Regions from separate parts of the Mus musculus genome. Here all the other regions are linked to region 1. A link is a loop called in an ENCODE intact Hi-C map of the cell type or tissue named here. Cell type or tissue: heart. All regions are shown on one strand. Links, peaks and the distances in the headings refer to the core of each region. The heading gives the core; the rest is flanking DNA. Region 1 has its middle 39 kb from the start of Ube2q2. Region 2 holds the start of Hykk (hydroxylysine kinase 1). Region 3 holds the start of Wdr61 (WD repeat domain 61).

Region 1 (10,324 bases), core at 1,581-9,580:
CTTTTTATAAAAAGAGCACAGTCACATTTTATCCTGTAGAAAGGAATCTGCACACACACTGCTGCACACACACTGCTGCACACACTCTGCTGCACACGCTCTGCTGCACACACACTGCTGCACACACACACAGCTGCACACACACTTCTGCACACACACTGCTGCACACACTCTGCTGCACACGCTCTGCTGCACACACACTGCTGCACACACACTGACCATGGATCCCGTGTTGTGTGTTCTGAACCAGCCTAAATCTGGATGTTACCCAAATGGCCGCTCAAGAGAAGCGTGAGATTTGGTGGTCTTGGTGTAAGCCCCGCCCTGTTCCCCTTCAGCAGAGTCTCAGCCACAAAGTCAACCTCATGGTCAGAGAAGCAGGAGTAAACTGTGGATTGGCTGATTGTTTTTGTCCCCTCCCTAAGTCACCTGCTGGCTAAGGATGAGAAGGAAGACAGACCTTCAGGAGCCTAATCTGGTCTCAGGTTGTTGGCCCTCAGATAAAGAAATTTCCCAGGGCTGATGAGAGGTCTCAGCAAGTAAAGATACTTGCTGCTAAGCTGGATGACCTGAGTTCAAGCCCCAGGACCCATGTGGTGGAAGGAGAAAACTAGAGTGTTCAACACATGCACACAGGTGCCCATGCACTCTCACGTATGCACACACAGACACACACACAGACATGCACACACACAAAAATAACAGAGGCTCACTTCCTTTTTCCCCTATATGTCAACACCAAAAAAATCATTGATCCCATGTGTGGTGGTTTGTATATGCTCTGCGCAGGGACTAGCACTATTATAAGGTATGGCCCTGTTTGAGTAGGTGTGGCCTTTTTGGAGTAGGGGTGCCACTGTGGGTGTGGGCTTTAAAACCGTTGTCCTAGCTGCCTGGAAGCCAGTATTCTGCTTGCAGTCTTCAGATGAAGATGTAGAACTCTCAGCTCCTCCTGCACCATGGCTGCCTGGATGCTGCCATGCTCTTGCCTTGATACTGGATTGAACCTCTGAGCCAGTAAACCAGCCCCAATTAAATGTTCTCTTGTAAGAGTTGCCTTGGTCATGGTGTCTGTTCACAGCAGTAAAACCCTAACTAAGATACCATGCTAATGGCCAAAGCTCAGATGACCCCACTTAAGAAACATCTTTCTTAAGCCCTCTGTACTCAAGTAGCATCTTCTCTTTCTCAACAAACTAGGAACCCACAAACTCTCCCATTGCTCCACCAAGGGGCAAGGGGAGTGTGATGAGGGTTCACTGTGAGTTATTCCCGTGGCTGAGCCCAGCTACTCCTCGTAGAGAACAGTGAAATGCAGCTTGGCGCATTATAGTCCTGTCTGATTGCAGCCACGGGATAAGCAAATCATTTTTATTTAAAACCAAAGAGCCCTATAATTTATTCATGAATGCCACACATTAGATCCTCCATTCTGATTTAGTTGCCTTCTTTGAAGCAAATCTATAAGATCTGAATTATGCACAAAATGCTCCCAGGCTAATAGAAGAAAATGCTCAAAATATCCCCAATACAATACAGTGTGGTGGTGAAGGGCACAGGTTCTTAAATCAGACCACAGTGCATTCAAATCCTGGCTTTATTACCGCAGGCAAGTTATCCTCTCTGTGCCTTGATTTCCCTATTTGGGGACTGGTGATGCTGATAGTGGTATCGCAGAGCTGTTGAGAGGGTTACAGAACAAGCATGAGTATAAAACACCAGGAACCATAACAAGTGCCACACAAGCATTTGTTATGGTTATTTCAACATTTCTGGTGTAAGCCTCTGCCCAGTGAGATGCCTTGGCAGGTAAGGGCAAGCCTGACTTTGATCCCTAGGACCTACACAGTGGAAGAAAAGAACTGATTCTTACCTCTGTCCTCTGACTGCCACACTTACCTTCACATGAACACACACACACGTATGTGTGCACACACAATAAGTAAGTAAATAATACATTCCTTAGATGATAGACATCCCCAAGCTGATGTTGCAATGCACATGCGTTTCTTAAATTTCCAGCTCCCAAACAAGGAAGAACCATGGAGGCAGGAGGAGGGATCTTGCCTAAGATTTGGGTAGTTTGGGTTCTTGGGCTTGTTGGTGCCAAAAATACAGCTCTCACCTCAAAGGGCATAGGGATAGTTTATTCTGGAGCTGAAGTTGAGTGACCATGGCCTGAGAAACATGGAGCAAAGTCACCCTGGGGGCCCACGTTCCGTGCAGAAGTGGTTCCATATAGATCAGAGAAAGTTAGAAATTAAGACAAGTTTAAAATGAGTCGGTGGGTACAACAGAGAGGTGGTAACAGCAAGATGAGGGAAGTCTGGTCTGTAGGCCTCAGATGCTACCTCACAGCACTTTTAGCTTTTGAGTTCTCAGGAGTTAGTGGTCTTTTAAGCTTATAGATTCCAAAAGTTTTTTTTTTTTTTTTTTTTTTTTTTTTTTTTTTTTTTATCTATTAGTGACAGCATGTTAGCTCTGACATGGAAGTGGGTGAGGAAGTGGGTTCAGGGGTCTAAAGCTAGTCCACAGAAAAGTAATTAGCCTCTGGACCCACAACATTCCAACCCCTCCACATCCAGTGTGGTTTAGCTCACTCATGAGCATCCCACCTCATAATTTTGTTACTGAAAGAGGGGTTTCCCCTTTGAGATTCTTATACAATTTAATAAGAGAACTTAGAAATGAAATCAGGGGCTAGAGAGATGGCTCAGCGGTTAAGAGCACTGTCTGCACTTCTAGAGGTCCTGAGTTCGATTCCCAGCAACCACATAGTGGCTCACAACCATCTCAAATAGGATCTAATGCTCTCTTCTGGCATGCAGGTGTACATGCAGATAGAGCACTCACAAGCAAAATAAATAAAATAAATCTGAAAAAAAAAAAGAAGGAAGAATGGAAATCAGAAGCTGGAGGATATTTTATTAGAATTTGAGAGAAAACATCAGCATAGGCAAGCTGAAACCCCTGCCTGCTGCCTGGAGGAGGGGATGGAGGTGAGGAACTGGTGGAGCCTTGTAAGTCATGGCCAAAGAGAACAACCAGGTTTGGCAGCAGAGGCCAGCAGGCTGGTGAGGGTGAGGGCTGGGAAAGCAGCTGCTTGGCGGGAGGGCGGGGAGCTTCCTGGTGTGTGGGAAGTTTACTTAGGGTTTTGGCCAGTACCCAAAGGAAAACAACGAAGGAAAAGGGAAATTATCATTTCCTGAGAGGTGAGAACAGTGAGCAGACACCACGGTGATACATGAGGACGCCCTGCAGGTGAGCATGCCAGGTAGGACTCCCTGTGTGCCTGCTGCCTTCAGAGACAAGTGGAAACCGTCGGATCCAGTATCCTAGGGAGGGGGAGCCCATGAGCTCTTTGGGGAGAAGGGTGTAATTAGTCCTCCGGAGTCCTTAATGTGTCTTTGGGTGAATCAGCTTTCATTTTTAGGGGGCTACGTTATTGACAGGGCCAGGTGAATTAACTCTGAAAAGGAGGAGACAGTAGTACGTAATATTTGTGTAACTTAGAATGGCTGGTCACCACGCAGGGACAGGGGCAGAATGGAGACTATTCTTTTCCTTATTGGCCCTCAGCTAGGTCTGGATACTGCTACACTTTCACTTGGTAATTATGAAGGGGGTTCCCGAAAAGGGACTTCCCTTCCTAGAGTTTGCGGGAAAGTGCAAGGCAGGGTCTGTTCTCTGTGGCCTCCAGGGCTGATGGTGTCTGTAAAAACCTTAAAATCAGTAAGGGATCAGACCAAGGACAGGAGCCCTCGAGTGCTTGTGGCATGTTTGGCATCCTTCCAGGACAGGTTCTTTCTAACTTCTGCCAAGGACCTGAGCCAGACCCCTGACCCCAACTACACTGAATCTCTCTCCTACCGTCAGTGATGTGAGCATCTTCCAAAGTTGAGGACCTGAAGCCTTTAGGAGCTTAAGGATTTGTCTCCTAATTTCATCACACGCAGATTAAGTTTTAATACGAATTCAGACAATACAAACACTGAAATGATAGAGGAGATATTTTACTGAAAAGGAAAGACGATGGAGCTAGGTATAGTGGACATTCCTGTGGTCCTAGCCCACCAGAGACCAAAGAAGGAAGGTCTTTAATTTTGAGGCTAACCTGAGCTACAAATTAAGGTCATTCTTGAACTATTTAGCGCTATCCTGTCTCAAACAACAAACACACCAAACAACAGCAACAACAACAGCAACAAAGTCTTGTTTCCCAACTTGGCCTTTCCTTAGATTTCGTATGTTTACAGCCCATTTTTTTTGTTTGTCACGTGATAGAGACCCTTAGGGTCCTTCTCAGATGAGAAGGGTTGTAGTAATTTTGAAGCCTCTTATACCTGTGTTATTGGGATAAACCCACATTTCTAACTTAGATTTATGTTAGGACAGAAACTCAGGGCCATTTGTAGCAATGAATGACCGCCAGAGAGACCATTATATAGCACACACAATCCAGCTATAAAGACAAGTATTAGGGCAGGACGCCCAACCAAAGACTCCTTCACGCAAATCCCTTGTTTGAATAGCAATGAAACATCTAAAAGTGGAAATGAGGAAAGTTTGAGCCCTTTCTGCTGCGGATGGATGTTTGTGGGCTATTAACTGAAGAGGGTTCAGAAACAAGGGATAAATGGCATGCTAATTCGGGGTTGAATAGAGTGATGGGACACTCTTGGGACTTTAAGAATCATCTCTAATGGGACTTGTGTATTTGCAATTCAGTGGACCAGTATGCTTAAATTCAGAGATGATGAGGGCACTCGGAACAAAATTACAGAAATAAATTTAGTAAGGAGGGTCAGAAGAGGCAGAAATTGAGATAAGGTCAACATTCTAGCCCGACGTCTATTTCCTAACTCACTAGCAATCATAACTGAGGGGTGGTGTTCTAACTAGAAGCTAAAAGCAGCCCTTGGGCAGATGGTTAGACCCTAGAAGGTGCTGCAGGAGTGATGTCATTGCCAGATCACCTTCGAAGACAGTGATGTTTGGAACAGAACATTGGATGTTTGTAAAAGAGAAACAAAAGGTGACCGAAGGGTCAGTGAGCATATATTCCAGTTACAGGTGAAAATATGTTTACACCTGTCGTCCTGGAATTCTTAATAGTGCCCATTTCCACTCACTGAAGTATGCAGAGTTGGTTGCTAATCACGTCTTCCACAGATGAAACTGGTCAAAGGACCCAGGTTTGTAAATGAGTGTAGACTTACAGTCCACAAGCAGGCCTCTGCCTAGCCAAGAGGTGAACACCCACCCCGGCCTGGCTAGGCCCCGCCCCCGCCCCGCCTCACTGGCCCCGCCCTGCTCCCTCCACCTCCCTTCACTGTCCTTCCCTGAAAGGACTGAACTGGAGAGTCCAGCTTCCACGTTGTTCTAGTGCCACCTGCAGGACATGTCGGGGAATCGCCTGTCTTGCCACAAGCCATGGTTTTGACTAACCCTTGAGCGTGGGCCAAGCTCAGGTTTTGGAGTGAGCTGGAATCTTCAATGAGGTGGACCCAGCTGAAGACAAGAAAACCAAGCTCTTTTTACGCACTTGTATTCATGTTTTATGTCATGTTTTATGTAATTTTCCAGAAGGCAAAAGAAGTCTTTAAGTGCACAGGATTTTGATGCCCATGAAGCAGGTCCAAGCAGCTAGCTGCCTCCAATTTGTTTCCCCATCCTTAACAAAGATCTTAGAAGGGGAGGAAAGCCAGCAAGCTGAGGAGAGCAGAGTGGCCTACTAACCTCTCTCTCTCTCTCTGGAATCTGAACGGGGAGTTTTTTTTTTTTTTTTTTTTTTTTTTTTTAGATTTATTTATTTATTATATGTAAGTACACTGTAGCTGTCTTCAGATACACCAGAAGAGGGCATCAGATCTCATTACGGGTGGTTGTGAGCCACCATGTGGTTGCTGGGATTTGAACTTCAGACCTTCGGAAGAGCAGTCGGGTGCTCTTACCCACTGAGCCATCTCACCAGCTCGAACGGGGAGTTTTTGTGAAACTACTCTGATTTGAGCAGTATTTCAAAATTACAAAAACAAAAGCCCCATACAAATCTATTATTGGCCCATGTGAGGCTGAGTTGTGAATAAAGACAAGGTCTTTTCTTTGACGTGGAATTATTAATTTAGAAAATCTCCTATAGTCACTAAATGACCCCAGACTATGATAATTTTTGATAAAATTTGTCAGAACAGATCTCAGGGGCCTCAAGGTTCTTGGGTGGTGCAGACAGCAGACTACTGGCTGGCCGTGTCTGGAAATGTTGTTTACAAAATGACTGGTTTGCAAGGTTTTTATATCCTTACTAACATTTACCCGGCCTGGAAACCTGTCTCCCAAGCGGCTCTTAGATTTATGCCTTGATAATAACTGTTACATTGCAGGAGTCATTTACACCTTAGTGAGAATCATCTCAAATTCCCATTTCTCCCAAGTTAGGTTACCAGGAGAGGATGGGAGGGGAGAAGGTGACAAGAATGTCTTTGCTCTTGAAATCTCACTTGTCTTTCTAATTCCCTGGCAATGGTGTGAATTTCAGTCTAAATGCCCATGTAGGGCCCCCCCTTAAGATAGATTTGTTTTGTTTTGTTTTGTTTTGAGACAGGGTTTCTCTGTGTAGCCCTGGCTGTCCTGGATCTCACTCTGTTGACCAGGCTAGCCTCGAACTCAGAAGTCTGCTTGAACTCGGAGATCCGCCTGCCTCTGCCTCCCGAGTGCTGGGATTAAAGGCGTGCACTACCACTGCCCAGCTAAGACAGATATGTTTTGCCTGTACTAATTCACAAGACAGAGCTCTGGGAGGGACTGGGACCGGGGCCTGGAGGTAACAGGAAAAGGTTTGTCTTAGGGAGACACTGTATATTCCCGTGCTGCCGGCTTGGAGCAGTAGAGACCCACACCAGTCACCTCCATGGGTGTGGCTCTGCCATCAAGAACTTCCCCATCACAGGGAGCTTTAGTGGTATTTTGAGTAGATTTGATCAATTGCTCTTTTCCTAGACTCTGGGTCTTCAAGCCAGACATTTTCAGTTATATACTCAGAAGCTAGAGGTGTATTTCCAGAGGCTCAGAGCCAAATGGGATTCACTGCGAGCTTCCCCAGAGTTCCTGAGGGCAGCAGCCCAGCCTGAGCAGCCCTGACATGCACACCCTTCTCAGGCCATGCCCCAAAACACCTACTCTCAAGCTTGGGCACCTGGAGGGGCACAAGTGGGAAAGGCTGTGCCCAATGTCCCTTGCTAATTCTCTCAGTAGACAAGTCGTTGTGCCAGCTGCTTTCCTTCATGAAAACTGATCAAACTAAGGCCCCTTCCTAAAGGACAGGCTGAAACTGACCAGCTTCCTGCTTCTAATGGAGGGTGCTCTCCCTGGTGGAACTGTACCAGCCTCTAGTCAAAGACGATCCTTCTGAGTGCCACAAGACTCATCTGAGGATTGTTTCCCCTCACCCAACACAAACAGGAAGTTTAATTCAAATAATACCTAGAAGTTGAGCTGGGGCTATGCCTCAGAGGGTAAAAGCACTCATATGAACCTGAGACCTTGAGTTCAGATCCCAGCAACCACAGAGAGAAAAGCCAAGCATTGTAACCTGGTACTAGCATGTTCAGAGATAGGAGGCACACTGGAGTATCAGGGAAAAATACAGGACACGGTAGAGCAGGACACACAGTGGCATCCTCTGGCCTCCATACACATACTTGCAGGCTCTTACATATGTACATGTTCACCACATGCGTGTGCACACACAAAAATCATGCCCAGACTGCACATGTATGCCACATGCACGCACACACATGCACACAAATCATGCCCAGAAGGAGCTGATGGTCCCGTCCTGACTGCATGGAAATTGAGCTGTGGACAGCTGAAGCTAGTTAGAGCTTCCATTATCACACACCACCATGCAGACCAGCAGCCCGAGCAAGCTGCACATGAATGGTACTAGCCAATGCATGGCACCTTGGTCTGTGTGCAAGTGCACAAATGCATTGAGGGAAAATCTAGAAATAAACAATTTTACTCTTAGCTGCCCTGTAGGTCTTTGTATCACTTTGTTGAAGTTCAGCTTAACTCCTGTAGCCTTTTTGGTCACTTTTTTTTTTTGAGTTGATAATAACTCTGTTTCAGTACCACATAGAAAAGAAAATTATAAGCTGATCTTCTTGACAGACATGGATGCAAACATTTTCAATAAAAATGCTGGCAAACTGAGTTAAATATCACAGCAAAAAGATCATTCATCATTTGAGACTATTTGAGCCGAAAATCTTCTTTTTGCTATACTGGGAATGGGGATTGGGGGTAGCAGTCACAGGTTGAACCCAGGGTCTTCTATATGCTAGAAAAGCTCTCTTTTGGTCACGTTTTTAACTTACTTGTTTTGTGTGAGGAGGTGAGTGTGGAGGTCAGAGGTCAGAGTGTGGAGGTCAGAGAGCAGTATGTGTGGAGGTCACAGGACAGTGTGTATGGAGGTCAGAGGTCAGAGTGTGGAGGTCACAGGACAGTGTGTGTGGAGGTCAGAGTACGATGTACAGGAGGGGCCAGTTCTCTCCTCTGCCACTATTGTTTTATAAAAACACAAACCCCAGCCATTCGGTTTTACCAAATGAAGGCAGACTCTGTGGAGAAAGCCTGCTAGCTCAGAGAGGCAGAGAAAGCACATAGCTTGCCCTCCTACTCTACCGATGTCCCAGAAGGAAAAGGCTCTCTCTTCTTCTCCACACTCTCTTAAATCCCCTTCATCTCAAAGACCCTCTGTTTATTTACATTCACTCCCTGTCAGCTGGTTGCTTGATCTGCCTCTTGACCTAGAGTTGACTTCATTTAGCTCTGGAGTAAAGGTGCATGCTAGGGAGCCATGCCAAAACAAGGTTTTTTCAGTAAGTAACACAATCTTGGGGTTCACAGTGTGATCAAATATCTTGCAACATACCACATAGGTCCTGAGGATTGAGCTGAGGTCGTCCGGCTTGGCAGAGGATACCTTTGTCCATGGAGACATCCTGCTGACCCCATATTTGATTTGATTTTGTTTTTAGTTTGAACAGTTTAGGATAAAGAGGCCTAGACAGTTTCACCAAGTCTCAGGCCTCTGACAATCTTAGTTAGGACATAGACTCAGATAAAGCTACAATCCTGGGCAGGATTGCTTTAGACACAGCATGAACACCTTTCTAGAGGCCTTCAATAAGAGGACACCGAGGATGGTCTTGGGAGAGGAGCCTTGACTCCAGCCTGGCTGTTTGTTGGGAATGCCTCATATCTGCTGTCACACCTCCTTAGATTTTTTTCTTACATATACTTAAACCCGAGGTTAGCTTTCCCACGAGACAAGTACCTGTTTGTATTCCATTTACTATAGAAGCTCTACAGCTTGGGGGTATGGGAGGTGTAAACTAGGAGCCATTTGCAGCAAGTGCATCGGCTGTGCCGACTTGTATCGCCTGTGCAAATGTGACTTCAAGCAGTTGGGCCACTTCTCCCTGCCTAGTGTCCCTAGTGGAGCTGTGGGTGTCATAAGCTGAGAGCTAAGCCCCATTTTCCCTATCTAGGAGAGAGAAAAGCTAAAGAGAGTGCAGACTCAGATGTAGGACTGCAGAATATCTGCCCTGCTTCCCTCTCCCAGGGCTGTGAGTCACCCTTCCAGGGCCTGCAACACTGCCTCTGCAGGCATGGAAAGGCCACACTCCACACCCTCACTCTCAGTTGCTGGCATCTCCAGCTGAGCCATGTTAACAGTAGTACTGGGCATGTGAAAGAGGAAACATAAACCCATTACTTGTCATCTTGAATCTGGGGCAAGTGGGTCGGGGTTGCTGAGGAGGTTGAGCATTTTAGTGGAGACCCCTGGCTGGCCTTGAGGCTCATGTGTGTCCCAAGTATTCACCAAATGACTTGGTGCTCATCCACCATTCTAATTGAGTGGGGCATCCCGTACGGTGCTCAGGCTGTCAACCTTCATGTCTGGGCTTGCTCCATTCCTATACTGCTGACTGCTATGCTTAGCCTCTGCTACATTACCCTGGGCTCTCTCAGCACAAAGAGAAATGAGGCAGGACCCTAGCCTGAAGGAATTTGCTGGGTGGTGCAGGGGGCAAGAATGTGAGCAGAGATTTCCAAAAGTATGCAAACTGTTCCAGAGAATCTGGAGTCCTTGGTGGAACAGGGACAGAGTCAGAAGTCGGAAAAGATGACAGGACAAGAATAGCAAGTCCAGAAGCAAACATGAGTCTGGAGTATTTACATTACAGCCGGAGATAAAACCCCTAAGAAGAGGGCAAGATAGTCCAGTCAGCAAAGTGTATGCTGCCCAAGCACAGGG
Region 2 (10,324 bases), core at 1,441-9,440, 190 kb before region 1:
ATGCTAAGGTACTGGACAATGATACTGTATTTGATTTGGGGAGTAAAAAACGGGGAAGGAAATGAACTTTGGCTTTTTTCCAGTGGGTTATTTTCCCTTTCAAGGTGACTGTGCTGATTTGTTTGTTTTATCAATTTTATGCATAATATGTGACTGTAAAACCTTATATATCTCTTAAGTAACTACAAATCATTGTTATTTAAAGCCAACAAAATAGCATAACAGTTTTAAGTTCAATAATGTTAAGTATTGTATAGAAATATATTGGAGGTAAAGTTCAGTTATGAAATTGTGTATATGTTATTGATGCTGTAAATTATTTTTAATAAAGAAAATTGTATTATCACATTTGACTCGTTGTGTTTTATAGTCACTCAGAATAAAGCATAACTTAAATGGGATCCAGAAATCTCTCATCAAATATATTCTATAATGTTCAGATTTTGTTCATTCCCAATATAACAGCCAGGATGGTTAATCTCACCACTATATCTCTAAGTTCCTTTCTATGCTAAGATTAATGAGAATAAAAGTCTGAAATATGGTTAGTGTCCACTTAAACAGTAAATGAATTTAATTCTGGGAGTATCACAATGGATAATCAAGTTATAGAGTCAGTTTAGTAGGAAAGAGTAATCTGACCTAAACCAGGATCTTCTGTACAAACACAAGTCAGGCAAGTTAACATTAAAGTGACAGAGTATCCTACCCAGTGATCCGTTCTGATGCCGAAGCTTGAATGTTTAAACCTGGATTTCACCAGGCTTAGTGTTGCATACCTATAATTTCTGTGCTTAGGAGGCTGAGGCTGAGGCAGGATTGGCTGAGTTGAAAGCCAGTCTGAACTAAAGCCAAGCCTACTATGGTAAACACCTTGTCTCAATTTTTTTCCCCCAAACTGAAATCTTCTGTTTGTAGCTTATACTCACTGATTCTCTTTCTCCCTAATCTGTCTGTTCTTTGTGTGACATGTTTAAATACATATTTGCTATATAAATTGGACCTACTAGAAATGGGTTATCACCTTCATACCCTATGCTTTTTGTTATGGTCATTGTTAACATTTAGGACAGAATTGGAGAGCTCAGTGATAAGAATTGTGTATTACAGGAGGAGATGACCTTGGTGTAGGATAGTGGTGCAGGATAGTTCTGGAACCTGCACACTATAGGTCCTGCTAATGGTGTGATTCACTCCTCCGCTGCAATTTCATTGATTGCTTTTTCAATTCATGTACAACCTGGAGCTAGGACCACAGCTCGCTTGCTCTCCTAAAGTAAGTTTTGTAAATATGGCCAGCTCCTAGGATTGGAAAGGATAGTCCAAGGGTTAGGTGTTGATAGGTTACATGTCGAGCAGGCTCAAGGCCTTATATTCAAATCCCTGTGTTGCAAAAAAAACCCCACCTTTTCTACTATTAAGAAAAAAAGCCCCTTTTCTACTACTAATAGCAACTTAAGTGATTAAAGTTTGTTAAAACTTGGCATCCAAAGGCTAAAAAGGTCACAGATTCTAGGAAAATATCACAAAAGCAAATAGTAACATAGGTACACCCTGATAGATTAGATGTCCAGACTTCATACCAACAGCTGCCTTGGTACATTTATCATTTGGTACCAGTTTTGCTTCCTAATTTTAAGTTACGGCTAGTCTTAACTATTGTAATGAAAGTTGTTGGGATTAGTCTTACAACTGCTAGATGAGGTTCATGATATGGTCAGCCCACAAAACATTTCAGTCAGTAACATCACATATATCTGGTTCCTTGCATTGACATTTGCACAATGAGATTGCCAAAGGATACATTTCACAGAACATGTCCCATCAGCAGCATCAGTACTTGAAATGTAGGTCACTACTTAAAAAGCAGATATTTACAGTTATCATTGTCTGCTCATACAGCAGCTGGATTCTATCCATTGTATTGCCACTAAGCTTTGAACATCAATACAGGAAATACAAAACTAAGATTGGGCCAGTGAGATGGCTCAGTGGGTAAAGGGTGCTTGCTTGACAAGCCTGGCCATAGAACTTCTATCTCCAGAGCCCTGTAAAGGCCAGGGAAAGAACTCACTCCACAAAGCTGTCTCTGACCACATAGGTATGATGTGGCATGTGTTCCTCCCCATGCACACATGCTTACACAAAAATATTTTTAATAGTTTTTTAAAACTACAAGATCACATTTTCTAGAACACATTTTATGTTGAGGTTGAACAAGGAGTTAGTATATACTGAGCTCTGACACTGAGCTCTACTCAATACAGGATCGTGTATTTAATCTCTGCAAATTGTTTTTGTTTCACATTTTATATATATATATATATCCAACGTTGAGAGGGAAAAATGGTTTGGCACCACACGTTAGGAACCTTCAAAGAACAGTTCATCCTAAAGAATTTGAAGTACACAAGCTGGGCAAGGTGTTGTACACATATCTCAGCACTTGAAGGTGGTGATAGGATGATGAGTCCAGCCTGGTCTACATCAGACAGTCTAGACCTAAAACTTAACCTGTATAAAGTTTATGTAGGAAGATAAGTGGGAACATGTCTACTTAAAGTAAAAATAGCAAGTTGCAGAAAGCCTTTTGTTTTCTCTCCTTTGTGATAGGGTTTCCTTATGTACTCAGAATCCTGCTTCAACCTCTTTTTTTTTTTTTTTTTTTTTTGGTTTTTTTGAGACAGGGTTTCTCTGAGTATCCCTGGCTGTCCTGGAACTCACTCTGTAGACCAGGCTGGCCTCAAACTCAAAAATCTGCCTGCCTCTGCCTCTCTGCCTCTCTGCCTCTGCCTCTGCCTCTGCCTCTGCCTCTGCCTCTGCCTCTGCCTCTGCCTCTGCCTCTGCCTCTGCCTCTGCCTCTGCCTCTGCCTCCCGAGTGCTGGGATTAAAGTTATGCGCCACCACTGCCCTGCTCTGCTTCAACCCGAGTGCTGGGATTAAAGTTATGCGCCACCACTGCCCTGCTCTGCTTCAACCTCTTAAGTGCTAGCATTACACACCCATCACTATACTGTGCAATATAGTTCCAAAAAGTGTCCAGGGATGTCTGAGGAAATGGCTCAGTGGGTAAGAGTACTTGCTGCCCAGACATAAAGACCTGAGTTCAGATCCAAAGAACCCATGAAAAAAACAGCCAAATTAATTTCTGTGTACATTTCTGCCACCCCAGTGCTGAGTCAGGGACAGAAGGATCACTGGAGCTTTCTCACTGCCAACCCAACTGAAAAAATTAACTCCAAATGAGAGGCCCTGTCTCAAGGGGAAAAGCACAGATCAGGTACTGGAAAAGATGGAAAATCCTCTTCACCAGTGTGTGTGCACATACATGTGTGGGCACACACATGCAAGCAGAATGTACAGGGAAATGGAAGCAGGTACAAACCAAAGAAGGCAATTGTGACGTCTGTTGTCCTGTGCCTTCAGTTTTCACAATTTCAGCATTCAATCCTCATTCTCATCTTTTTTTCCCCAGGCCGTGAGGAGAAAGAAAACGGATCAGTAGCAGTAGGAAAGTGAGAGAAGGTGTAGCGAATTCAGACACTGCAGAGAGGCCTCAGAAAGCAAACATGGTTACAGGAGACTCAAGTCACAGTCGCCAACATCAGAAAGTGCAGAAAGGTCGTCCCTATTTGAAGATTAGAAAAGAAATGTGCTAGGCAATGGTGAGGCATGCCTTCAATCCCAGCACTCCAGAGGCAGAAGCAGGTGTTCAAGGCTGGCCTGGGCTTCAGATGGAGTTCCTGGACAGCCAGGGCTACACAGAGAAATTCTGTCTCGAACCTCCCCACCTTCCCCCATCCCACACAAAGAAAAAGAAAAACAGATAAACATATTTCTAAAGGGGGCAAAGGAAATTTCTCATTACGATAGGTGTTGACGGGGATTGGAGAGACTATCCGAGTTAATAATCCCAGCACTTGGGAGGCAGAGGCAGGCAGATTTCTGAGTTCGAGTCCAGCCTGGTCTACAAAGTGAGTTCCAGGACAGCCACGGCTATACAGAGAAACCCTGTCTCGGAAACAACAACAACAACAATCATTCATCATCATCATCAGAGTAACGATAGCACCCATGAGTATGCCAGAACAAGAAAAAACAAGTGAGATATGCATACAGCACCATAACATAAGGAGAGCAAATTGCAAACCTGAGTGACAGGTGTACAGGACTCTTCCAGCAGGGAGTGCTCTGGTCTATCAAAAAGGTCCTGCTTAGCTGGAGGAAGGCATCCAGCTATGTGGCTTAGTGTGGTGGTTTGAATATGCTTGACCCAGGGAGTGGCACTATTTGGAGGTGTGGCCTTTCTGGAGTGGGTGTGGCCTTGGAGGAAACGAGTCGCTGTTGGCATGGGCTTTGAGACCCTACAAGCTGCCTGAGGATGCTGCTTTCTTTCTCTCTCTCTCTCTATTGTACTTCGTTACCCCGCTTAAAAACTGGTGCTACCGCCTAGATCCTGAACTGGGAGTTGGTAAGCACGGTCTGGTTAAGTAAGGGTCTATGCCCTTTAGACTTCAGTTCCCGCCAGCACAGACAGTGTAGGTCTGTTTAATAAATGAAGCCTTTTCAGATTGGGACATGCTAGTACAAAGACAGCGAGCCCCATTTCCTCACAGAGAGGGACCGATCCTTGTAGTTTCAGAACCAGGATTCCTTTCTGGGGAGAATGAACCTCTAGTCAACCTCTATGAAGATGGCCTTCAGGATACTCTCTTCTAGAAAGAGCTGGATGGAGTGAGGAAAGAAAGGCAAGATGCTATCTCTCCTGGCAGCTTGCTGACAGACTTGTGCTCCAAGTCGCTGCCAGGACTAAGCCAACCTGGTGAGAATTGACAGATACCACTCAAACCCCAAGGCCTACTAATTGGCTACTTGAGAGCCAATCAGAAACGAGTTTTGACTAGAGAGCCGAGATTGACAAGGTTGTCGGATTCCAGACAGCCAATCAGAAGCCAGATCTCTGAACTCTATTGGTGGGATGGAGAGGGTTGGGCCAGAACTGTCAGTAGTGTGTACTGACTGGGCGGAGGGATGTGGGAGGAGCCAATAGGAAGGCGGGGCTCGCAGCGGCGGCGGGTCCGGCCCCACCTCCTGCACCGCAACCACTAGCTGACTGAGGGGAGAGAGCAATCGGCCTCAGGACGTCCGGTCGCTGTGCGTGAGAGGAGGTGGAAGAGACTGAAGCGAGTCAAGGGTCTCTCTGAGGGGACATCCCCGAGAAGCGGCGGCGGGCTCCTGCAACCCTTGCGCTCCTCAAACTCACTGCGTGCTGACGCGGCAGGTCACTGCCCAGCCCCAGCCCTGCTGAGATTTCAGTGCGCAGTTTTGAGGGTCCCACCCTCCGCGGGCCTGCATGGTTTGGGGGTGGAAGCCATCCTAAGGCTCCTCTGGACCTGAGACAGGCCGGGAACGGGTTGTGGGCCACCTCCCTCCCATCGGCGTCTTTCGCTCCTCAGCAAGACCCCCTGGAAGTGAGTCTTGCTTCCAATCGCCCTTGGAGTGTAGAGTTCCTGCAGCCCGTGAGCTGTGAGTGGAGGCAACTCACGAAATAAGTGCAGGGAACATCACTGCCTGCTTCCCAAGCCTGGAAGCTCACAGCAGAGGGGTCGTCGAAGACAGACGTGGAGAAAGTGCTAAGGCAGAAGTCACAAAGACTTTGTAACACTTTAGGAGAAGGTGAGAGGAAAGACTAGTTTATGTATTATTATTATTTTATTCTTGTGTACTTTTCACCAAGTGCAGAGTGTAAGATCCACTCCCTCTCCATTCCCCTCTCATGCAGCGAAAAATTATGGAGTCTGGTGCAAACCTCCTGCTTAGAAGTCCTTACTGTTTGAGGTTGTTTTTGTTTGTTTGTTTGTTTGTTTGTTTCCGGCTCTAAATATTGTTGACAAGAAGTATACTAACATCTATATAGATTTCGATTCGCTCTCCACTCTCTCCACACATGGGGCGCATTTGATGAAAATGGATGTCTCTGTTGTTCTATTTTTATTTTTTAAGTTTTTTCTTTATGTGTATTTGCTTTCAGTAGCATGTTTCAATGTGTGTCCTTTTTTTTCAGGTTGTGGAGTTCTTTCTATATTCAGCAAAAAGGCTCAAAATTCTTCGTTGAACTCTTTTAGAGGCAGTGTGGCTAAAGTTACGGAGGTTGGCTGCCCAGCTGGTGCTAGGACTTTTCACAGCTCAGTAACTGTTTGGTACCAGGTTGTCCTGTGACCAGACCTGCCAACAGTACTTTGTAAACAGGACTTTGCTTTAACAAATAGGACTCTTCAAAGAGATAATTAACAAGCCCCCTTTAAGGACATGGGGATGTTTTCTGGAGATTGGCCTTCACCAATTGCCTTCAACAGTCTTCAATTTTAATAGCTTTTTCTTTTTGAGACAAAGTCTCTCACAGTAGCCGGGGCTAGCTTGGAACTCAATAGGTAGTCTGGACTGACCTTCAACTAGCAGCAATCTTATTGTCCTGTCTCTGGATTGGCAGGATAGCAGATGTGAGCTACCACACCCAGCTCCCTGTCAAATCCCTATCAAGCTCACTGTTGTTTTTAATACCCTTAAATTCTTTCAGACCTGAGAGGATTTCATCTTGGAGTTAGGGTTTCAGTTCACATTACATCCTGAGCACTAGCCTTATTCTATAAATATATTCAGAAGGAATGTTTAAAATTCCTTGTAAAGTCTTAGAGCCAAAAGCAGTGTAACAGGATGTATCAGTTTCCAGAAGTTTCAGGTGCAAAGATTCTTTTGAAGCCCTGTTTAGTCTTTGTGATCATAAGTTTAGTGTCAACACCTGAAGGGCTTAATTGGCTTCTGAAAGCAAATACTGTGGTCAGAAGGTAAACATGAGAAGTGTTTGTCAAGAATACAACAGCTTGGTTGGGCACATGTTTTACTTCGTAGAGACCTTGCCTAACATGCGCGAGGTCCCGAGTTTGATCCCTAGCGCCAAATAAGCCAAGCATGGTGGTACATGGGAGGTAGAGGCAGGAGGATCAGAAATTGAAGGCTATCTAATACGTTTAAGTCCAGCCCATGCTACTCAAAAACCGAAAACAAACATAAAAGAATACAACTCGGAATTGTAGGCATGTGCCGCTAAGCCTGGCATTCCCGTGGTTGCTATAGTTCCAAACTCCAGTTTCCATACTTACACATTGGCCACCATCCGAAGTGTGCCATCTTCCAAGCCCTCAGAGCTGAGGTCTCAGTGGAACTGAATATTAGTTTTGGACACATCTCTTAATGTCTTTGGACCTATGTTTCTCTGTAAAGTTGGCAGACGAGAGAAAAGATTGGATTAGATAATATAACAAAGTGCTTCTCTGACCCGCGTTTGTCCATAGAACTGTACCTTCAAGTTGTGAGGGAAATTTATAAATAACTTATGGCCCAGGATTTTTATTCATCTAACATATCTACTTCTATTTTGTTTGTTTTATTTGATACCAGGTCTCTCTATATTGCCTGGCCAGCCTAGAACTTGCTAGGTAGACCAAGCTGCCCTGGAATTTGAAATAGTCTCCCAGCCTCTGCCTTCCAGGTGCTGGGATTATAATGGCATGGACCATTATCCCCTGACAGAACATCAATTTTTTAAAGGTTATTTTAATTTTTAAATGTCTCTGTGCGGGTATGGTGCACATGTAACTGCAGATGTAGCACAGAGTGTAGCTGTCCAGCGGTCATAGATTAACTGGGTTACCTGCAAGGGGGGATGGAAATGAAAGGAATGGGGTGCAAGAGAAGGATGAAGCCAAAACAAAGTTTCTGCTCAAGGCTCAAAGTTTAATTTTGAGAATGCATTTATATAGGGAAAGCCCACAGACCCCATCCTTTGTTTCAGCTGAATGTTGCAAAGCAACTCACTGGGCAGTCTGCTCCTGTAGGAAATTGCAGGTGCGGCAAGGGCAAGGCAGAAGACTCCTCCTGGGTCGAGGTCCAACTGTGGCAAACACTTAAGATCTATTTGGCCCGCTCAAGGCTGGGGGAAGGGCACAGAGGAGTCCCCTGGAACTGGAGTTACAGGCGATGTAAGCCACACAATGTGAAAGCTGGGGACCAAATTCAGGCCTTCTACAAGAGCAGCAAGTGCTCTTAACTGCAGATCTACCTCTCCAGCTCCAGGTCATCTGCTTCTTCACCTTATTCACTAATTGATCATTTAAACTTTATAAATAAAAATCAAGAAGCATAGACTCAATATAGGAAAATATGGTCTGTCTGAGAATAATCATTCAAACAACTGTCATTGTAATATGCCTGGCTCTTATTTTTTCCCCTAGACATAATGTCAAGTGGAGCTGGCTGGCAGTCACAGGCTTCTGCCAAGCCCGTTTTTACTGAGGCACAAGCCTCTGCACTGGTAGAATCGGTATTTGGGTTCAAAGTTTCCAAGATCCAGCCACTCCCTAGCTATGAGGACCAAAACTTTCGTGTTCACATTGCAAGAGGCAAAGAGACTACAGATGACCCAGTTGAATATGTCCTCAAAATAAGCAATACGGAGTCTAGCCAAACTCCAGAGCTGATTGAAATGCAGAACCATGTCATCATGTTCCTGAGAGCAGCTGGATTCCCAACAGCCTCCGTATGCCGAACTAAAGGGGACAACACCATCTCTCTCATATCCATTGGTAAGAGATTTCCTATACATTCATATTACTATATTTTGGCTACAGGTAGAAGCGCAGTGTCTAAAACAAGTTCATAACTCAAAGTGGAGATATAGTTTGAACATGGTTTTAGTTGAGATCTACTGTAAAAATTTTTTCAAATTTTTATTAGATATTTTCTTCATTTACATTTCAAATGCTATCCTGAAAGTCCCCTATACCCTCCCCCCGCCCTGCTCCCCTACCCACCCACTCCCACTTCCTGCCCTGGCGTTCCCCTGTACTGGGGCATATAAAGTTTGCAAGACCAAGGGGCCTCTCTTCCCAATGATGGCCGGCTAGGTCATCTTCTGCTACATATGCAGCTAGAGACATGAGCTCTGGAGGTACTAGTTACTTCATATTGGTGTTCCACCTATAGGGTTGCAGACCCCTACAGCTCCTTGGGTACTTTCTCTAGCTCCTCCATTGAGGACCCTGTGTTCCAGCCAATAGATGACAATGAGCATCCACTACTGTATTTGCCAGGCACTGGCATAGCCTCACAAGAGACAGCTATATCAGGGTCCTTTCAGCAAAATCTTGCTGGCATATGCAATAGTATCTGCATTTGGTGGCTGATTATGGGATGGATTCCTGGGTGGGGCAGTCTTTGGATGGTCCATCCTTTCGTTTCAGCTCCCATCTTTGTCTCTGTAACTCCTTCCATGGGTATTTTGTTCCCTATTCTAAGGAGGAATGAAGTATCCAAGCTTTGGTCTTCCTTCTTCTTGATTTTCTTGTGTTTTGCAAATTGTATCTTGGGTATTCTAAGATTCCTACTGTAAATTTTATGTTTCTAAATGTCCTGATACATAATAACTAAGGGACCTGTGAACACCAGGAGGACATGTTCTATTCTTATTTAACACAAAAAGATTATATGTGTTGTTAGGAATTGAACCCAGGCCCTTGCACGAGCTAGGCAAGCACTCGGCAAATTCACTTCTCCAGCCTCAAGAATGTATTTGTATTTATTAGACTGGCTGCTGTGTTTGTAGTAGAAATAGAAAGAACATGAAACTAGCAATCAAGCATTTAAAACGCCAGTTTGTCATTACTATGCATGTGACCTCGGACACAGCACGTGTATGCAAGGCTGCAAGTTCTCATTGTCTTTTCTTTTTGTTTTTTGGTTTTTTGGTTTTTTTTTTTTTTTTTTTTTGAGACAGGGTTTCTCTGTATAGCCCTGGCTGTCCTGGAGCTCACTTTGTAGACCAGGCTGACCTCGAACTCAGAAATCTGCCTGCCTCTGCCTCCCGAGTGCTGGGATTAAAGGCATGCGCCACCACGCCCGGCTCTCATTGTCTTTTCAAGAATGATTGACAGGATGTATCATCCCTTCCATCTAGACAGTGGATCTGGAGTCAAAAGCTACTTGGTAAGAATGCTCACTTACCTCCCAGGAAGACCAATAGCTGAGGTTGCCATCAGCCACCAGCAATTATATGAAATAGGAAGGCTGGCTGCCCAATTGGATAAAGCCCTAGAGGTAAGATCTGGGGTCTTGTTTGTAAGGGATTTTGTTTGTTTATCTTTTTTTGTTTTTGTTTGTTTTGAGACAGAGTCTCACTAAAGCCCTGGCTGGTTTGGAATTGGTGATGTATACCAGACTAATGTCGAATTCGCAGATATCTTCCTGCCTCTACCTTGAAAGTGCTGGG
Region 3 (10,324 bases), core at 1,588-9,587, 370 kb before region 1:
CTCCTCAGTCCCCCTCTAAAATGTGGCAACAGCATGAAGTAATCTTAGTGTGGTGCACTTTCAAATGCCACCTAACCCTATGATGAGGAGGTACCCAAAGTCACCTAGGCATCTAGGAACCGGGCAAGAATTAAAAAATCATTTCCCTAACCACACACTCAGGCAATCTATTAAGTCTGAATTTGCCAGTAACTAACTGAAGCTTTCCCTCTCACTGCAGACCTTACCTGGTTGGTCATTTCCTTAACCAAGGATGAAGCGCTAAAGGCCAGACAGTTCTGTGGAAACAACACCAGGGTTTCCGTCAGTAAGATGATGTGTTCAGCACAAGGAGGCTGCACAGGTTCCTCTGCACCATGGTGACACCGTTATAAGATTCTGATACCTCTCTATGGATCAGTCCCTGCAGGCCCCATCACAGTCCTATCATGTGGTGGTGTGTGATCTTTCTCCCAGGGGGTCAAGAAATACACACTGCCTCCATCCATGGATTATTTCCCCAAATCTGAAGAGGGTGACCAGTATGTGTTCCCTTCTCCTTCTAAGAGACAGAATTACAGGCCATCTTCATTTTAAATTTTCTTCATCTTAGAAAGCAAACAAGGGAGTCCAAGACAGTAACATTCTTACATGCAAGAACACACACAGGGGTCTCAATCAAAAACTGCCTTTCGAGACCTACAGATATGTAAATAAGGCTGCAAGGTAACAAACTGGTGACAGTTTTCAAAGACTAACATATTTTATGAACAGGCTCAACATATTTTATGAACTGATTTAATTTCATTAAAGTTCTTAATTATATTAAGCTTTTTAAATTTTATTAACCTTAGATTTATTAAACATCCACACACACATACGCCCATACATTGAGTTTATGGATATGTGTGCATTCGTGTATTCACCTGCACAAATTGTCAAGGGACAATTTGTGGAACTCAGTTCTTCCCCAGGTAGGTGTTAGGCGTGACAGTAAGTGCCTTTACGTGCCCAAGGCCTTGGTATGTTTTGCACACCACTTAGCTAACAGACTTGCAAAACTTAAACCTTCTCTCTGGTTGTTTTCAAATACATAAAATACACAGCATTAGAAAGAAAACCTAGTATGTGCTCACTCTCTGTGGTAACTATGTTCTATAAAGTTACCACTAGTGGGCAGTATCAGACCATTCCTCTGGAGACTCAGAGGTAGGCCACTGAAAGCCTCTGGGACACATTTTTGTCAAGTGCTCAATATGTAATCACATGCTATGGTTTTGCTTTGTTTTGTTTGCATATGACTCTGTTTGACCATACATTAGTAATTCACTAATACTGAACTCAACCTAAACAGGGCTTATCTAAAATACTTATTTTTCTCTCTAAGACTCATTACAGCTTTCTTGCACTGGGCAAGAACATGGGCTATCACTCCGGCACCATGCCAGAGGGTTACCTTCACCACGGGCTCACTACCAAAACCAAACAAGCAACCAAAACACAAAAATGAGAAGGCATGGCACTAAACCCCAGAGAAAAGACACTTTCTCATAGAGTGAGAGCAGAAACAAGGCAGAAGCGAACTCAGAACTGGGCATCACGTGACTCAAAAGATTCAACACCCTGCACATCTTCTAAAATTATAAATAAATATAATCGAGTATGAAAATTCACAAACAGAATCTAGGCATAGGCTCTATGTGGAAAACAATCTTGTCAAAACATGAAAACCAAACTTATGAGAGCAAAACACACATGGCTCCTTATCATCACATTCTATAAGAATCAGCAAGTCTAAAAGATGCCGCAACCTCAGGACATAAACAACATCCTGCCAGCAGTTCCGTAATCCTAATTGTTTGGAGGTACTAAGCCTGGCTTTCTGGCAAGACCCTGTCTCAAAACAAACAACAATCCCATCACAACATTCTGATATGAAAACACCTGTGATCGCTAAAGCCGTTAACAAAGTCATATTTAATACTTGTTATGTGAGAATATAACATAATGGGAGAATATGCTAAATTTCAACTAGAAATTAACAAATATAAGAGTGTGAATTGTCTTCTAATCCATGTTCACAGCCCCTCAGTTCCATCCTCACTTAACAGGCCGTACATACAGCTCAGACATCTGGGCTCATGCTACCTGCTTCAAATATGCAAACCAAAGACTAACAAATGTTTACCAAGAACAGAAACTCAGACAGACACATGATTTCTAAATAGTCCTGGCCTAAGAGATCTTAATCAGGTGTGCTGACTTGTGACTGTTACTGATTTGTGACTCAAGAACAGGACCTTGCCCAGACTAGAAAGCTCTCCTGACAATTTGGCTCAAACAAGTTGAGACACAAACTGCATGAAGACCAGCCCTCTTAGTGATACTGCCTCCTCTCTGCCCATACGAACCTCACACTTGGCAATAGAGAAAAACGACAATTTTACAAGTAAGAAGGTTTATAGGGAGTCAACTTTTAAAAAGCTACCCTCAAAATAGGGTGTGCAGTTCCATCAGGCTGAACCTTTGAGGACGTACTGCATCAGATCCTATTTTAACTATTATACAGATTAGCTCACTGAACCTTCCTTAACGCCGTTTAGTAGGCACTCTTACTAGCTCCGTTCTTCTGGCTAGAAGAGAGAGGCTTAGAGCAGCTGACGGAAGCGTAGGTAAATACACAGTTCCTACTACTAAGACATGTCTCATGACAGGTAATTTCAGAACCAAGAGAATCCCAAGAGGCCTCTATGCCATCTCTCTCTTTAGGAAAATTTCCAGTTATCGGGGCTGGATTTAAAGGTCCTTCTTCAGGCTTCCCAGAGACTAACCCATGCGTCTATGAAAGTTTCTCAGGCACGTCTGTAACGCACCATACCACATGGTACTTGAAATAAAAGGAACTCACTCTCTGCTTAGTGTTCAATGACGTGAAGCTTGCTACCTAACAGCGTGGCTAACTACTATAGGACTGGTATTAAGAGAGTCCTCTATCTAAGGGGAAACTACTCCCCTCCCCAGAGTCCTCTATCTAAGGGGAAACTACTCCCCTCCCCACCCCGCAAAGAAGCCAACCCTCATTTCCGGGATGCACAAAACATTATCTGGGAGCAAAATTAGTCCACCTATGGGCCTTCTGTCTGCCCTTGGGACTCGTGCCTCGCGGACTAGCCAAGTTAAATAGAGTCACGAAAGCCACCCTTGGACTCCTGGAGCCTCCGTGAACAAACCTGCTGTGGTGGCCTCCAACTCTCCCGGTTCAGTCGCCCTCTCGCCCTAGTAGGCAACAGCACCAAAGACCACCATTCCCCAACTCTGCCCAGCACACCAACTCACCACCGTACAGCCAGCCGCACAGCACGCCTGACGTCAGTGGAGCACGACCGTGGCGCTCGTGGATGAGCTAACGAAGGGGCGGGGCCTCTCCTGGGATGCGGGCGGGACCGGCAGAGCGCCCCCCTGCTGCCTTGGCGTGCGGGGTTGGGGTGAGGGTGGAGCCAGGGAGAGTGGGCGGGGAGTACCTAGGGCAGCCTGCTGCTAACAGGCTTCAGAAAGCTTCTCTGATGACTTCCCGGGTTCGTTTTTTCTTCTGTTTTTTTTTCTTTCTTTTTTTTTTTTTCCCCGCTTTTTCTTCGTCCTCTTTTTCTTTCCTTCTCCTTTCCAGCCCAGCCTCGCCCCCCATCTCCCACAGCAAAAAGCTCGAAAATCATTACAATAAAGGTTTTCTAAAACAACCTAGCTCTGTAATTTTTAAAGTGCCACATTTTAATATTGTTAAAAGTTGTGTGCACGTATGGGAGTGTGCACACATGTCATGGTGTAGAAATGGAGGTCAGAAGACAACTTGAGTGTCTTAGTTGTCTCTGTCACGTGGAGCCCAGGAATGGAACCCAAGTCATCAGGCTTGAAGGCGGCCACTTTTATCTGCTGAGCCATTCCCTATATATTTTTTTTTAATAGCGCATAAATTCAAACCCAGGATGTTGCCTATGCTAGGCAAGCATGCTCCTGCTGGCCTACATCCCAGCCATCTATTTATTTATTTAGAAACAAGTTCTCAATAAATTGCCTAGGCTGGCCTATAACTTACTCTGTAACTCTGTAGCATAGGCAGTCCTTGGATTCCTGCTTCTATTGCTTCAGTCTCCAGTATCTCTAGAGTGACAGGCCTGCACTACCAGGCCTGGCTATAACTCTGTCGTTCAAACTCAAAGCCGAAAAATACCTCAGAGTGCTGTTTCAAGATGCCAAACAGAGAACTGAGAGAATTCCAGTAGAATTTGGACATTGAATTATTCGTGTGCTCTTCAGTGACTGAATAATTATGATGTGAACTCCAGATATGCTTGTTCAAAGACTATATTAAACCCCTACCTTTCACCTCTCTACTGTCAGAGCACCAAGCACATGAGGTCATTAGCATGGTCTACTGTGAAGCAAGAATAACAGGCCTCTTATGTACAATGAATGTCTTTGACATGCAATCAAGACTATGAGTCCTGCCTCAGAATAATATTTATAAATGGATCAATATCCACATAGGATTAAAGGGAAATAATTCCATCAAAATAGCCATAAATATGCAAAATAATAACACACCTACCTGAGCTCAACAGATCTAATACCGTCTGTGATTTCAAAGTATCAATACACATACACAATGCTTTGAATTATCTTCAGTGGTTGTAATAAAATAGGAACAATACTGTGGTTTGATTTAGTGACCAAGTCAATTACTGTTAATGCCTCCTGGTTTATTGTGCACATATGTGATCAAGAAAAACATCACCTTTCTGCTAGAAGTTAAGAGAAATAAAAATATAATTATTTTTCTATCAAAGTTCCTAGATCTCCTCTATGTGTGTTATAGAGCAAATCTGGGAGACAGAGTAACTGTGCATCACTGAGACATCTGTAGGAAGAGTTGTGATCTTGCAGGTCAAAAGACAATGAAAAGATTTCACAATAAAATCAAGCAAAACTGAAGACAGCGGGTGTGACAGAGCTGTGTGCCCTGTCCTGAAAGGCTCTGAAAGTATACCCAGTCCTTCTTTGGAAGGCCATGGCCCCAGGATTCTGGTTCTTCCTAAAAAATGGCTTACTGCTTTTCCAACGAGCTTGGACAGAGCAAACCCAGAGACAGGACGAAGCAAGCAGAGTGACACAGAACAGCAGTGTCACCACGCAGCCCAGAGTCACGTGTGTGTAGAAGCATTTCAGGCTCATGTCTGCCACACCTGACTCCCTCTTACAGGCTCACCACGGAGTTACAGCCTCAGTCTACACCTACAAGGACAGGGAGGTCGCCATGTGCCCAGCAGAAAGGATTGCCACTACTCCGTCAAAAAGTTGGATATATGTAAGTGACTTCCCAGAGAAGACCTAAATCAGCAGTCCAATAGCAGAGCACTATCTTCTACTCAGCAAGTGAAAGAGGGAAACTAGAGTGGGGGCGAGGGGAGGTGTGTTACATATGTCCTGCAGAGGGCGCTCGAGGTCCTCTGACTGTGGTCCTCTTTAAAACCCTTTGTTGTAAAGCCTCAGAACAGGGACTCCAGCCCACTTTTCTAATGTTTGTTCCTTTGCCCCATAGCTGACCTTCTCTTCTCTTCTCTTCTCTTCTCTTCTCTTCTCTTCTCTTCTCTTCTCTTCTCTTCTCTCTCTCTCTCTCACACACACACCTACATACCCCTACACACACATACACCTACACACACATGTGCACACACATACAAACATTAACACATACAAACACACACCATAGTCTGTAGGCTGAAGCATTTCCCATAATGCCTCTTGCCTTCTGTGGATATATCCCTCTAGGCAGCCCCTCCTTTACTCCTCCACACCCCTAGGGATGGAACTTGGGCCCCTTCTGTTTCCATATGGGGCACATAAGGACTTAAGCTCTAAGCCAAAATGCCTGTGTTTATTCTAAGATAGTTAAGTTTTATTTCCTTATGGTGACATCTCTAAAATAGGGATTGTAATAGAAATTTCTCACTGGGGCTGATATAAGAATTTTTAAAAATATCCACAGCATGGTAGTCCTGCATGCTGGTAGTGCCTGGCACCCTAGGGGTGGAGGCAGGAACATTAGGAGGCCAGAGTCATCCTTGTCTACATAGCAAGTTCAAGGACAGCCTGGGCTATACAAGATCTTGTTCTCAAAACCAAAGACCAACCCTTACCATCAAAACTAAAAGAAGGTTGCTGTGTATGTGAGAGGCTCAGACTAGTGTCTGGCACAAAGAACATATAAAATACAGGCCATTGTTTCTTTTTTCTTTTTTTTCTTTTTTTTAGATTTATTTATTTATTATATGTAAGTACACTGTAGCTGTCTTCAGACACTTCAGAAGAGGGCCTCAGATCATGTTACAGATGGTTGTGAGCCACCATGTGGTTGCTGGGATTTGAACTTCAGACCTTTGAAAGAGCAGTCGGGTGCTCTTACCCACTGAGCCATTTCACCAGCCCCCGCCATTGTTTCTTTTATAGCTGAGGATAGCACCTGTAAGAGAACTTTGTCTCCGTGGTTGTAGAAATAAAAACCAAGTCTAAAGCATAAACTCTCGGACAAAAGCTTTAATTTGAAAGATATAACAGTTAAAGGAGGAGGGCATAAGACTGATTGGGGGCGGCCCCAGCTCTTCAATGAGGACGGGGAAGAACAGGCATTGTATCAGGTTCTTGAGATGACCTGAAATCTTATCACTCTTACTAGTCGAGAAGAGATACATAGGACAACTTGTAAAAGCTAGGTCTCTCCTTCCACTATGTGGGTCCTGGAGATTGAGTTCAGAGATGCCAGGCATCTTTGCTTGCATAACCATCTTGCTGGCCCAAGAGGATTTTTCTACACAAGGTCTAGAGTGGACAGGTAGTCCCTGGAGATGGGCTGGTATTACTGTTGTCACTGATGAAACATGGTGACTTTAGATGTGAGAGGGGTAAGGTCAGGCATATTCACACTCTGTTGGTAAGAGAGGAGAGATGTATGTAGTGGAGGGGAGGTCTCAGCTGCCCTCCTAGGACTCTCTCTCCTCTGGGCTTGCCCTCTAACTGCCCAGACCACTAGGATTACAGATACATGGGGAACGCTACAGCTGATCCCTAGGGTCATAACAAGAGAATTTACCATCTCTTGTCTTCATGAACATTTTATTTCTCATTGCAGCGTTGGGGGGGGGGGGGTCAGAGATCACAAATAGGAAGGAAGCAGACAATGATGAGAACAGGTCTGTTCTGGGGCTAAGGGCAGGGGTCTGGATACAAATCCAAGCCCGTAAGAACACATTGATTCTTTCTCAAGGGAACCTCGTAGGACTGGCTTTCTTCTCTGCAGCCAGGATCCCTGGACTGCAAGATCTAGTCTAGGGAACACAGGCAGGAGTTTTGTCACATTGGCCAGAGGGTGGCAGTAACTGCCTGTGCACAGCCAGGGAGTGCTGGTGGAGAGGCAGGGAGCTGACTTTTTGGCTCCTTCCATTTGAGAGACAATGAGAGCCTTCTGTGGACCATAAGCAAGAACCTCTCAGGCTTCAGTTCCCTTACGTTCAAATGAAGATCATTACTCCATAGCTTAGCTCCCAGGGGCTTCTGCTGTGAAATTCCCAGACTGGAGTATAAACACCACCTGAGCCACAGAGCTCAGGCATTGTCCAAGACCTAGAGTCATCCGTGTACTGCAGGGCCCTCTGAAAGGCATAGGATACAGACCCAATACGTGAGAGCTGTTTCTCTGGACCAAGTGAGGACGAGAACCGGGTGCCACCGAGGATTTTTGCTTAGCTCTGGAATGTGCAGGGATCTCCACAAAGCCTGGAAAGAGGCAGCTAGAAGCCCCGAGTTCTTTAGATTCATCAGCTGCTAGTCAGAGTGGCCCATGATTGCCTACTGTCCACAGATGCCTTACCACTGCTTACTAACTAGGCCTAAACAAAGGCTGGCTGCGGATATTCAAAGGAATTAGATTTCCTTGTCCCCAAGGAGTTCACAGTGACTCTCTACCTCACCAGGACTCCAGGCCATCTGAAACAAAAAGCCATCCATCTGATCAGAAAAGTTTCATTTACCTCATTCCCCCTGTATCAAAGGCTTATGAATTATATTTCATTACTCTATAGAAAAGAACAAGTGTAGGAAAACCAGAGCACAATAGAAGGAGGTAAAGCCACAAACGAGGGAAGACTATACCCAAGTCTCCAAGTCTCTATGCAGCCTGGCTTTCTGCTCCTCTGCATGAAGTGGTCATAGCCCACAAAGACAAAACAGGAGCTTAGGACCCATGCCCTTCCTCCACAGCCTGCACTGACCCCCTTCAAAATTGTGCAGCAGGAGCTGCAGAGGTGATTCAGTGCTTAAGAGCGCTGACTATTCTCCCAAAGGGCAGGGTTTGCTTCTCAGCACTCACATAGATGCTCACAACCATCTGTAACTCCAGGTCTAGAGGATACCCTCTTCTGACCTCTGGAGGCACCATGCATGCATGCAGTGTGCAAACAGACAAAATACACCCCCCCACACACACACACACACAAAATGTCAACAAACAAAAAAAAAATACAATCAGGATTGGACTCATCCTTGCCGGAAGCCAAAGTGCAGCTAGAGGGACCAGGCCTGGTGTTGGTGGGAGTCCCCACAGCTTATACATTTCTGCTGTAACCTGGCTCACAGCATTTATTTACATACACAGGAAGCAGCAATGCCAAGTTGCACAACAGTCTGAGGGAAGAGGGTGGACAAGGGGGATGGCATGATGAGCTTGGCAGCCCCAAATTGGAGCTGTGAGCCTGTGCCCAACTGCCAGGGAAGAGGAAGAAGACCTTGATAGTTAAGTCTGAAGAAGGAAGTAGAGCGGGATCTACCTGGGTGATGAGAGAGAAGCAAGAATTCCTGTGGTAGGCTGGCAGATGCTGAATAACTCTTGGGGTGGGCGGAGGACAGCAACAATAATAACCACTTTAAAACCTGTTACCAGCTGGAGAGATGGCTCCGTGGTTAAGAACAGTAGCTGCTCTTCCAAGAGGGCTCAGGTTCAATTCCCAGTACCCACATGGCAGCTTTCAAGTGTCTGTAACTCCAGTTCCCCCCCCCCCGGGGGGGGGTATCTGACACCCTCACACAGACACACATACATGAAATCACATCACCAGTGCACACCAAATAAAAATAAATATGGCTCCTGCACACCTCTTAGTGAACCCAGAGTGCATGACCCTGCTGCATCCACTCAGGAGCCTGCTGGGAAGAAGTGTTTTCTGAGGAGAGCTAGGTGTGGAAGAGGATCCATCTCCCTGAGCCCTCCTTCCTGCTGCTACTTATACAGAGGTCGTTGCCAAGAAGGGCTGCCAGCCTGGGAAAGTTCCACGATGCCATATCAAATGCACTTCTGAAAGACAAAGGGGATTTAAGACACCAAAGGTGGCTTTAAAAGAGTCGCACTACAAACTTCCCCCAACCGCACCCTAACTCAGAGGAGGTAAGTGAGCTGAAAACCCCCTCAGGCCGGCCGCCACTGCTTCTGGGATGCTGCAGGACTGAAGGGAATCCTGGGAGATCTTGCTATTCAGGGACACACACCCCCCAGCCCCCTCCCCGGCCAGCCCAGGAGGCTGTGAGGCACAGCAGCCAGTCTCTTGTAAGCACCATTGTCACTTCACTTCACTTCTGAGCCCTGTGAGCGCTCCTTGGCTTTGAAAGGCAGCAGACTGTCTCGGGCCCTGCCTGAGCCCTCTGTGGGTCCTAGTCTCTCTAGCAAGTTCTTTCTCTTGGCTCTGAGAGCCTTCTGATTTTCACCTGGTTCTCCTGGGCTGTACCTGGGAATGTACCTTCCTCTGGTGTTACTATCCTGGTTTGTTTTAATTTATTAATCCTTACTAATTTTATTTGTTTGTGTGTGTGTGTTTGTTTTTCAAGATAGGATTTCTCTGTGTAGCCTTGGCTGTCGTGGACCTTGCTCTGTAGACCAGGCTTGGCCTCAGACTCACAGAGAAGAGCCACCTGCCTCTGCCTCCTGAGTGCTGAAGTTAAAGTCACGCGCCGCCACTGCCTGACTTTATGTTTTGTCAACTCACATAGCCTGTGGCCACATGCATGAGAAATTGTCTTAATTGATGATGGTTATGGGTGAGGGAAGGCCCCGCCCACTGGCTACAAATAAGTTGGCTGAGTTGGGCAGTGATGGAGCAGGCCTTTAATCCTAGTACTTGGGAGGCAGATCTTTGAGTTCGAGGCCAGCTTGGTCTACAGAGATCCAGGACAGCCAGGATTACACACAATGAAACCTCAAATACCAAAACATCCTCCTCTGTTTCTGCTTAATTCCTGCCTTCCCTGA

Evidence for each region. Peaks named below come from ENCODE experiments on the same cell type or tissue, not always from the same donor. Only the 100,000 strongest peaks of a DNase experiment are listed, where the experiment ranks them.
Region 2: a loop joins it to region 1, with 3 times the contacts of the local background. A loop is called at or near these places in 2 of 42 quality-filtered maps.
Region 3: it touches region 1 in a loop (10-fold over the local background); 21 of 42 quality-filtered maps call a loop at or near these places.

What each region holds. Positions count from the first base shown.
Region 1 is chr9:55,105,299-55,115,622 of GRCm38, forward strand. No RefSeq gene overlaps it. Among named protein-coding and RNA genes, the nearest start is that of Ube2q2, 39 kb to the right of the region's middle. In heart, for the core only: a CTCF peak has its summit at 5,404 (motif pointing left); a DNase peak (open chromatin) is centred at 5,363.
Region 2 is chr9:54,912,183-54,922,506 of GRCm38, forward strand. Hykk (hydroxylysine kinase 1) reads left to right here and starts at 5,108. Exons shown (of 5, transcript NM_177351.4): 1 at 5,108-5,676; 2 at 8,292-8,642; 3 at 10,013-10,152. The coding sequence starts at 8,297. Ireb2 (iron responsive element binding protein 2) reads left to right here. Exons shown (of 22, transcript NM_022655.3): 22 at 1-352. In heart, for the core only: no CTCF peak of the experiment used is centred there; DNase peaks (open chromatin) are centred at 4,419 and 5,029; H3K4me3 peaks cover 1,705 bases; H3K27ac peaks cover 750 bases.
Region 3 is chr9:54,731,160-54,741,483 of GRCm38, forward strand. Wdr61 (WD repeat domain 61) reads right to left here and starts at 3,390. Exons shown (of 11, transcript NM_023191.3): 1 at 3,316-3,390; 2 at 228-278. The coding sequence starts at 239. In heart, for the core only: CTCF peaks have their summits at 3,427, 5,451 (motif pointing right) and 7,393 (motif pointing right); a DNase peak (open chromatin) is centred at 3,342; H3K4me3 peaks cover 2,381 bases; H3K27ac peaks cover 2,435 bases; H3K27me3 peaks cover 398 bases.